2 separate regions of the Homo sapiens genome follow, and region 2 is linked to region 1. A link is an interaction called in ENCODE POLR2A ChIA-PET data of the cell type or tissue named here. Cell type or tissue: PC-3. All regions are shown on one strand. Each heading gives the region's core, and the rest is flanking DNA. Links, peaks and the distances in the headings are about the cores only.

Region 1 (5,388 bases), core at 98-5,097:
GCCTGTAATCCCAGCACTTTGGGAGGCTGAGGCGGGCGGATCACCTGAGGTCAGGAGTTCGAGACCAGCCTGGACAACGTGGTGAAACCTCGTCTCTACTAAAAATACAAAAATTAGCCGGGCATGGTGGTGCACACCTGTAGTCCCAGCTACTCAGGAGGCTGAGGCAGGAGAATCACTTGAACCCGGGAGGCGGAGTTGCAGTGAGCTGAGATCGTGCCACTGCACTCCAGCCTGGACGACAGAGTGAGACTCCGTCTCAAAAAGAAAAAAAAGTTATTTTCTGCCTTGGAAATTCTAGATCATGTCAGAAATGCTTCTCACCTTCCATGGTTCTCAGCTATGAAGTGATTTCCAGTGCAGTTGGTGTGTACTCAAAATTCAGCAAAGAAAACAGTTTTGTTCCATTTTTGTCCCCCTAATTCAATGTATAACTTTGGCAAGTAGATGCCTTTTTACTCCTGGCTGCTTTTTCACTAAGGCAAAGCTGAGCCCAGCAAAGAGGAGTGGTCCTGTGGTCCCTCATGACAGTCATGTGCCTAGGTAGTTCTCAGTAGGATCTGCTATGGCAGGGCTTGGCCCGTGAGCCCTGGAGTGTCAGGTGACACTTGCCTTTTTTTTCTTCTAAGTTGCTGTTCCTACCTGAGATGCTGGCTGGTTACCAGGCATCAGTAGCTGGTAGAAAATAGAATGATCTTCCATGTTATCAGAAAACCTACATTTCTCTATGGGGCTGACTGCCTTCTTGATGTCTACCTTATAATTTTGGTATAGTCATGAATATTTGAATAATGGTTATACATTTTACAGTTGATATTTGATTGTTTACACAATATGAGTGAGTCTTCATATACGATTAGTTGGTTTGATTGTCTGTAAGCAGAGTACCTGCTGTGTGCCAGCATCTGTGCCCTCCAGGAGCACTTGTGTCTAAGAAAGCATCCTGGCAGATTGCTGGTACTGAGGTGTTTGTCTCCTCATTAGAAGTACAGCCTCGAAGAAGAAATATGATGGGGACTCCAACTACATGGTGAACCCATTAATCCCTTTTCAGTACAGGGCTTTGTAATACTAGGGCTCTTTACCCTGGAAAAGAGACTCCTACAACTTTAGTGTCTTGGCAACTATGAAATAGTTTTATCATGAGGTGTTGCTTTGGTTTAAAGGCAAAGAAAAACTAAATTCCCAATTATAATATGAAGTTATGTTTGAAATCAAGATAGCAAGAAATGATGTTTAGATGTGTGTTAGGCTCCAATACATGTTGATAGCAGCCTGGCATGATTTTAAACACGAACCTTAAAAGATGGGTATGGCTTTTAATAATTATCTCATGGGCTTCTGAGAATGTTTTCCCTTTTTTGTTTCTGGTTATAGACAGGCAGGTTAGTTTTGGTGATGCGTTTGGGACTCTGTACATAATAATACTGAATATGTACACGTTGGAATTAAGGTGGATTATGACCCTTTCAGAAAGGCTCCCATTTGAAAACATGGTTTTCCATGAATTTCTTTTGAAAGCTATTTAGTGTCAGCAGTAAATAAGGCTTCTTATTGCAACCTCATGAGGCTTGTGGTTAGATTCTGGGAGAATGTAAAATAAGTTAGACATGGTTTCTGTCTTCCAGGACTTAAAATCTGAAGTGAAAAGAGTAATAGGGATAAATACATCAAAGCACATGCATATACAAAGACACACACATATGCAGCAAGCAGCACACTTAAGAATGAATGTATGCTTATTTTAAGCATATGGTTTATGAGGTGTTTGTTAGGAAGGTTTTATTAGGGAAAGTGGGATTTTTGAAGAGGTCACTGCCGGAGGAATATAGAAAGTCCTCAGTCCTGAGGTGGGTTGATTTAGATTAGCACACGTGATTCCCACTCTCTTTTGTAATGCTTCCATCAAGCTGTGGCTTGCCACTCTGCCATGACTTTTCAAGGTGTGGCTTAGTGCATTTACTTATTCTTTAGTCCTTCAGAGGATGAATAATAGCAGTCTTGCTGAACATAAGTTGGCTTTGTGGTTTTGGCTATGAGGAATACTTTTTTTTCTTGCCACAACTGCACAAGCTGCCTTGTCTCAAGAGCACACAGGTTTTCAGCCCTCTGTGTAATCTACCACGTTGGCATGAATAAGCCTTTCCTTTGTGGAGTAGCCACACTCGTGACGTAGATAGAACTGAGACATTCCCTCCCTATTGTGAACCATGGAGGGCTCATACACACCAGTGTTTCTGGATAGATACACATACAACCCCCCCGTCCCCTCCCTCCCCCCGACACACTTCATATCACAACAAGCCTGTAAATCCTGCCTTAAACAAGTAAGAGGGGGAGGAATCGGTAAGAATTATATGCTCTTGATCTCTTGACATTCTCTTGGCTGGAGGATGCGAACTAGATGGCTCCTGTCTTCCCAAGTTGCTTTCTTTCTCCCTTCCTTCCTTGAGTATTGTGAAATACTGTGAAGCAACTTTGGTGAATTGGAATGATAGCTGATTTCACCCTCACAGAAACTACCTGGGACAAGAATGCTGCTCTGGCCAGGATAGGATGGGTATGGCCAGGTCTCTGTTAGCTTTTTGGGTCATGATCTCTTCTTCTCTCCCATGGGCTCCTTTGTTGTAGCTGTGTGGTACTTTCTTATACACAACTGTGTTTCTCCCATTTATTTTAGGAGCTGTGTGTGGGAATATTTGGGATCTTGCTTTATTTATGTCTGTGAACAATTTTTCAACTCATTTTGCAGTTTTTCATGTAGGGTTTTATGAAAGAATTTAGCTCTACAGAAAATCATTTGAAAGACTGTTTTTTTTTTTTTTTTTTTTTTTTAGTTCTCCCAAGGGTGATACATAGCCAGTCTTCTAGATGCATAGGATTAAGAGCTCATTGCCTATAATAGCATATATTAGAGCATTAGGACTTTAATTTCTTATAGAACCTAGGTTGATGAAGGCAGCTTTGGAATGTTTCTGTCATGTTGGTTGAGGAAGAGATCTTGATTCATTTCAGTCAGTATTCCACTAATGATGATACTTGGTGGTCTTTTCTTCCTGTTCATTATCCAGCTCAGATGTTGCCTTTGATTATTTACTGAAACAGAGGAACTCATCCATTGGGTTCTCTTAGTTGCTTCTTCATACCACTGGTACCACAGCCTGCGTTATCACATTATTAAAATTATTATTCACTTAACGGAGGGAATGGTTAGAATTATATGCTCTTGATCTCTTGACTCACTTGGATAGAGGATGCAAACTGGGTGGCTATGTATATGGTAGCCTTTTGTGCAGGTTCTCCAAAAACTTGCCTTACTATATTGTGGTAGGTGGCCTCCAACACTGAATAGGGCTAGCCTGTGTAACCATAGGGTATGGTGGAATTGATGGAGTGTGAATTCTGAGACTAGGTCATAAAAGCCCACTGGCTGCTACTTTGTCTCTTTTGGAGCTGCCATGTTGTGAGGATACTCCAGCAGCTCTGTGGCAAGGTCCATAGGACCTCCTGATGACTGCCAGCACCAGCTCAACCAGCCATGTGATGAGCCATCTTGAAAGTAGATCCTGCAGCCCTAGTAAAGCCATCAGGTGACTGCAGCCCTGGCTGACACTATCTCGTGAAAAACCCTGGGCCAGAGCCACCCAGATAAGCTGTTTTTGAATTCCTGATCCTTAGCAACTGTGTGAGTAATAAATGTTTATTGTTTTAATCAGCTGAATTTTAGGATAACTTGTTAATCAGCAGTTGATAACTAATACATATATTCTTAGACTGTATTACGTGACTCATAATGTTAGTTCACACAATTCATATATGAGTAATTCAGAGTGACTTAAAAGGCTTTCTGGTAGTTTTGAACACTATATTTCCACCTAGCCTTTAAGAAAAAAATCTACGTAGAAATATAATATCTATATACATATAAACATTCTTAAGTCCTAAGTGAATAATTGAGGGATTCCTTTCAATAGCAAGAGAAAGCTATATGGCAAGATTTTGTTATCCTGTATTCCATGGTACCTTCATATAACCTAAAAAATGTGTTATAAGATCATAGTCATTATCTCGTACTTAACTTCAATTGTGTTATTAGTTTTTAGGAAATAATGTGCAATGTTAACATTGATGGGACTAAAAGTGATGTTTTATTTTCTTCTTTATAATTACCTGCACTTAAAAATATTTTTTTACAATGAACTTATTACATATTGAGATTTTGAAAAATATTATCAGTAATATTACCAGAGTACATATAAAGAGCTAACTATTGCTTAAATGTTTGTGAAATTTAACACAGTACTTTAGAAAAATCACATTCATTCATTCACATATTCATTCCTTAGTGCCTGCATGTGCAGCGACCTGTGGTGGGTTCTTGCTTTTTTTTTTTTTTTTTTTTTTTTTGAGACAGTCTTGCTCTGTTCCCCAGGCTAGAGTGCAGTGGTGCGATCTTGACTCACTGCAGCCTCCACCTCCCAGGTTCAAGCACTTCTCCTGCCTCAGCCTCGTGAGTAGCTGGGACTACGGGTGTGTACCATCATGCCCGGCTAATTTTTATATTTTTAGTAGAGACAGAGTTTCACTGTGTTGGCCAGGCTGGTCTCGAACTCCTGATCCTCTTGCCTTGCCCTCCCAAAGTGGGATTACAGGCGTGAGCCACCACACCCGGCTAGGTTCTTGCTTTTAAGAAGCTTCAACAACTGTGCTTGATCTCTCCAGGGGGGTGCTTTGTGCATGAAGTGCTTTAGCACTGGGGTGTGAGAGATAGTTTCACCCTAGGCTTAGAAGGTAAGGAAGACATCACAGAGAAGGTTCGGTTTGAATTCAGGTTTTTTTTTTTCCTCTGCGTAGGAGCTAAAGATGAAACAGAAGAGGAGCCAACCCAACTTTTAAACTGTTAAGTTAGTAGAGGGGCTCTGTCCCTAGGAGGGCAAAGAAGTAGGTGGTAGGCACATTCCTCCTTCAGACTCCAGGATGTCTAGTTTAGGTGGATTTTTGTAGTATTGCAGAAATAGAATGTTTGATTGGAAGATAAACAAATCATTTATGCATAGTGTGAACTAACATTATGAGTCAAAAGAAGCTGAAGGATAGCTTTTTGGTAGAAAATCCTACATTTCTTGACCCTTTCTTTCACTTTCAGTGTGAATTTGGCAAAATTGGTATTTTCCTTGATTGTTATGGGGAAAAGAACTAGAATAAGCACTGTTTTATATTTTAGAATCATTGTTTTAACTAGATCAACATGGCGTCTTTCGTTTGTATCATCTTTAGGAAAAAGCAGTGACTTCTGTCACGTTGATGGAAATGAGACTGCAGAATGTCAGCAGATCGTACGTGGATAGTCCCCTTCATGAACAGTGTCTCTGTTTTTTCACTTGGTAG
Region 2 (5,388 bases), core at 138-5,137, 350 kb before region 1:
ATGTCTCAAAAAAAAAAAAAAAAAAGTAGGCATTCTATTAGACGTCAGACCCATGATCACATCACTCATTGTACGGCCTCTGGAAAACTCCGAGATACACTGGTGAGTGAATGGGAATGGGAAGGGCTTAGTATTATTATGAAAAATTCTGACCCAGTGAACCTCCTAAAAGGGTCTTGAGCACCCTTAGGGAGCCTGCAGACTGCACTTTGAGAACCACCACTTTAGCTGGCTGGGTGAATACTAAAATTAGTCTAGCTAATTTTTTGTATTTTTTGTAGAGGCAGAGGGTTTCACCATGTTGCCCAGACTGGTCTCGAACTCCTGGGCTCAAGTGATCCACCCACCTTGGCCTCCCAAAGTACCCTCTCTTTAAATGCCACACTTACCCAACACACTCTGAGTAAGTCACTAGAGGAGAGGGCTGGCCCAGAGGATGGACCCTAGTTTGCAACACTTCAAATATGCAGAGCTTGCTTCCTTTTGTCCTCAGCGCTGGGTCTTAGTGTCCGGTCTGGAAAAACAAGATGCTTTCACATGAACATGTATAATGTATTTGTGTTTGTCCACAGGTAGAAAGAATAAACACAGAAAGATTCAAACACTCACAAGATTTCTGTTTATTTTTTCCTCATGCGGTTGTTTTGGGGGCCAAAACAAAACAATAATAAATGTCTCAAAATCATTTAAATTCCACCTCACACAGCATGTCAGAACTGTTTGTTGTAGCTCTTGTTTTTTCCCATTGATCCGCTGACCATGGTCTCAATTATGTTGGCAGCACATTCTTAGCACTGATTCACCCTTCTCCCCAGACAAGTTTGTGGGTTGACCTCAAGGCCAGAAGAGGATGAAGTGTAGGGTAAACATCGTCTCTTAGGTGAATAAATGTTGAATGAACATAAGAAGGGTTTCCTCGGTTAAAAAAAAAAAATGCATCCACCTCTGTTGTTCACACTAAACCCGTTGGAGGAGTAAAAGGTGGTTTTACTAAGAATTATGCTGGGACCACAGGTGTTGAACTGAGACTGTCTCCAAATACGTGGTCACCCTAGTCAATGAAATAAAAAATCTTTGGTTTGAGGTCTGGATCAAAACTTCCAGCTGGCCGGGCGCAGTGGCTCAACCCCTGTAATCCCACCACTTTGGGAGGCCCAGGCGGGTGGATCACCTGAGGTCAGGAGTTCGAGACCAGCCTGGCCAACATGGTGAAACCCCGTCTCTACTAAAAATACAAAAATTAGCTGGGCATGATGGCGCACACCTGTAATCCTAGCTACTCGGGAGGCTGAGGTGGGAGGATTGCTTGAACCTGGGAGGTGGAGGTGGCAGTGAGCCAAGATCGCACTACTGCACTCCAGCCTGGGCGACAAAGTGAGACTCCATTTCAACAACAACAACAGCAGCAACAACAACAAAACAGACCTTCCAGCTGGCTGGCTATGTGATCCTAGGCAATTCATCTTTTTCCCTGGGTGTGATGGTTAAGTTTAATTGTCAACTTTGGCTAGGCCAAAGTGGCCAGATAGTTGGTCAGACATTAGTCTGGATGTTTCTGTGAGATGGTTTTTGGATGAGATTAACATTTAAATTGGTGGACTTTTGAGTAAAATAGCTTGCCCTCCAAATAGTGGGTGGGCCTCATCCAATTAATTGAAGGCCTGAAGAGGAAGAAAAAAAAAAAAAGACTGGGCTGGGTGCAATGGCTCACGCCCGTAATCCCAGCACTGTGGGAGGCTGAGGTGGGCAGATCACGAGGTCAGGAGATCGAGACCATCCTGGCCAACATGGTGAAACGCTGTCTCTACTAAAATACAAAATAATAATAATAAAAATTAGCCAGGTGTGGTGGCATGTGCCTGTAGTCCCAGGTACTAGGGAGGCTGAGGCAGGGGAATCACTTAAACCCGGGGGGGCGGAGGTTCCAGTGAGCCAAGATCGCGCCACTGCACTCCAGCCTAGCAACAGAGTGAGACTCCATCTAAAAAAAAAAAAAAAAAAAAAAAAAAAAGACTGACTTCCCCCAAGCAAGAGGGAAGAATAAGAGGGAATTCTGCTTGCAGACTGCCTGAATTGCAACACTGGCTTTTTCCATAGGTCTCCAGCTTTCTGGCACACTCTATAGATTTTGGACTTGCTAGCTTCCACAACTGTGTGAGCCAATTCTTTAAGGCTCACTCCTATATCTATATCTATGTCTACATGTATAGCTATGTCTAGTTCTACGTCTATGTGTCTATGTCTGTATCTATATGATCTATACGTGTGCATACACACACATACACACGCGTTCTATTGATTCTGTTTCTCTGGAGAACCCTGACTGGTACAATGGGGTCACAGTTTCCTCACCTGAAACATACTGATTGCAACCACCTGCCAAAACTTGTTACCGACAAGACCCCATGCTAGGTACCTACATGCACTGCCCTGTTTCATCCTCCCAACAGCCCCTCCTAGTGGGTTCTATTAAAATCCCATTTCATAGAAGAGGAAGCTAAAGCCCGGAGAAGTGAATTGACTTGGCCAAGGTCATACTGTGGGTTTGTGACCAGACAGTATGGCAGGCGGGTCTGTGTGATTCTAAGGCCTGTGTCTTAAGCTGGACAATTCTGCCTCCGACCTGAGCCCTCAGGCTGGGACCATCACCCCCCACCCCCACTGTGATCTGCACCCCACATTTCTGTTGGTTTCAAGACACTGCCTGGGCATATGGAGCAACCCAGCCCTGATTTTAGCTGGGATCTCATTAACACCTGAGAATGGGCTAAAGAGAGGATAGGAAATGGAACATAAGTACCTCTTATCCCTTTGGAAAGATGTTTGGGCGGGCGCAGTGGCTCACGCCTGTAATCCCAGCACTTTGGGAGGCCGAGGCGGGTGGATCACCCGAGGTCAGGAATTCAAGACCAGCCTGGCCAACATGGTGAAACCCCGTCTCTACTAAAAATACAAAAATTAGCCAGGCATGGTAGTACATGCCTATAATCCCAGCTACTCAGGAGGCTGAGTCAGGAGAATCGCTTAGAACCCGGGAGGCGGAGGTTGCAGTGAGCAGAGATTGCGCCACTGCACTCTAGCCTGGGTAACAGAAAAAAAAAAAAAAAAAAAAAAAGATGTTTGACCTTACTTGGTAATGAAAAGAATGCAGATTAAAACTATAATCAGAAAACATTTTTTCCCCCATCAGATTAATAAAGCATGAAAAAGTGTGATAACATAATGATGATGGTATATGGGTAAACAGGAAAACTTGGGTATCTCTGTGAGAGGTATAGGTAGAGCAATTTGGATGTTTATCAGAATTACAAATCTGCATACTCAGTGACAAAGTATCACATATGTAGAAGAATAAACATATTTATTACAGCATTTGAGAGGATTTTTCCATTTTTTTTTATTGTGGCAAAGTACATATAACATAAAATTTGTCATCTTAATCATTCTTTTTTTTATTTTTATTTTTAGAGAAAGAGTCTCACTCTGTTGCCCAGGCTGGAGTGCAGTGGCATTATCACAGCTCACTGCAGCCTTGAACTCCAGAGCTCAGATGATCCTTCCACCCTAGCCTCGCGAGTAGCTAGGACTACAGACACGAGCCTTTGTGCCTGGCTGATTTTTCTTTTTTTGTAGAGATGGGGTCTCACTATGTTGCCCAGGCTGGTGTCAAACTCCTGGCCTCACACAATCCTCCCACCTCAGCCTCCCAAACTGCTCAGATCGCAGGCGTGAGCCACCATGTCTGGACAACCATTCTTAAGTGTGCAGTTCAGTGGTATTGAAAGACATTCATAATGTTGTGTAACCATCACCACCATCCATCTCCAGAACTCTCCATCTGCAAAACTAAAATTCTGTACCTGTTAAACAGTAACTCCTCATTCTACACGCTCCTCAGTTCCTAGCAACCACTATTCTACATTTTGTCTCTATTTATTCAACTACTCTAAGTATCTCACATAAGTGGAATCATACAGTAATTTGTCTTTTTGTGTCTGGCTTACTTCACTTAGCATAATGTCCTCAAGGTTCATTTATGGTGTGGCATATTGCAGAATTTCCTTCCTTTTTAAGGCTGAACACTATTCCTCATTGTATACCACATTCTGCTTATCCACTCTTTTGTTGATGGACACGGGTTGCTACCTATGTTTTAGCTATTGTGAATAATGTTGTTATGAACATGGGTATATACAAATATCTCTTCAAGATCCTGCTTTCAATGCATTTGGATATGTACCCAACCTGAAATTGCTGGATATTAATTTCTTATCAGATATAAAATTTTTCAAAGATATCCTCCTATTCTGTGGGTTGCTTTCTTACTCTTGATAGTGTCTTTTGATGCGCAAAAGTTTTAAATTTTCATGAAGTCCAATTTGCCAATTTTTTGTTGTTGTTGCCTGTGTCTTTGGTGTCATATCCAAGAAATCACTGCCAAATCCAATGTCACAAAGGTTTTGCCCTATATTATTTTCCAAGAGTTTTATCATTTTAGGTCTTGCATTTTGGTATTTACCCATTTTGAATTAACTTTTGTATGTGTTGTTAGGTAAGGGGCAACTTCATTCTTTTGCACATAGATATCCAGTTTTCCCAGAACTATTTGATGAAGACTGTCCTTTTCCCATTCAATCGTATTGGTACTCTTGTCAAAAGTCATTTTGACCATATACCAGAGAGTTTGTATTTGGGCTTCATTGGTCTATATGCCTATCTTATGCCAGTATCATACTGTTTTGATTAGTGTGGCTTTGTAGTAAGTTATGAAATTAGAAAGAGTGAGTCCTTCAGCCTAGCTTGTCTTTCTCAGGTTGTTTTGGCTATTTGGGGTCCCTTGAGAGTCCACACGAATTTAGAATGGGTTTTTCTAGTTCTTCAAAAAGTAAACGGGATTTTGACAGAGATTGTATTTACTCTACAGATCACTTTGGGTAGTATTGACATTTTAACGATATTAATTCTTCCAATCCATGGACTTGGGATGTGTTTCCATTATGTCTTCTTTAATTTCTTTCAGCAATATTTTGTGATTTTCATTGTAAAAGTCTTTCACTTCCTTGGTTAATTCCTAAGTATTTCATTCTTTTTGGTGCTATTGTAAATGAAATAGTTTTTGTCACTTCTTTTTCAGATTATTCATTGTTAGTATCTAGAAATGCAATGGATTCTTGTGTATTGACTTTCTTTGTATCCTGCTACTTTGCTGAATTAATTTATTAGTTCTAACAGCTTTTTTCTGGACTCTTTAAGGTTTTCTGCATATGAAATCATATCATCTGAAAACAATGATAATTTTGCTTCTTTCTTTCTGATTTGGATGCCTTTTATGTCTTTTTCTTGCCTAATTGCTGTGGCTAGAACTTCCAGTACTACGTTAAATAGAAG

Evidence for each region. Peaks named below come from ENCODE experiments on the same cell type or tissue, not always from the same donor. Only the 100,000 strongest peaks of a DNase experiment are listed, where the experiment ranks them.
Region 2: POLR2A ChIA-PET joins it to region 1 with 6 read pairs; 1 of 35 experiments calls an interaction of 5 or more read pairs at or near these places.

What each region holds. Positions count from the first base shown.
Region 1 is chr12:108,693,299-108,698,686 of GRCh38, reverse strand. All of the region lies in intron 2 of CORO1C (coronin 1C), which reads left to right. Among named protein-coding and RNA genes, the nearest start is that of CORO1C, 36 kb to the left of the region's middle. RefSeq lists enhancers at 3,781-3,840, 4,625-5,137. In PC-3, for the core only: no CTCF peak of the experiment used is centred there; DNase peaks (open chromatin) are centred at 2,086 and 3,676; H3K4me3 peaks cover 619 bases; H3K27ac peaks cover 4,797 bases.
Region 2 is chr12:109,042,716-109,048,103 of GRCh38, reverse strand. It overlaps a transcript of USP30 not described here. Among named protein-coding and RNA genes, the nearest start is that of USP30, 7.2 kb to the left of the region's middle. In PC-3, for the core only: no CTCF peak of the experiment used is centred there; a DNase peak (open chromatin) is centred at 813; H3K27me3 peaks cover 2,500 bases.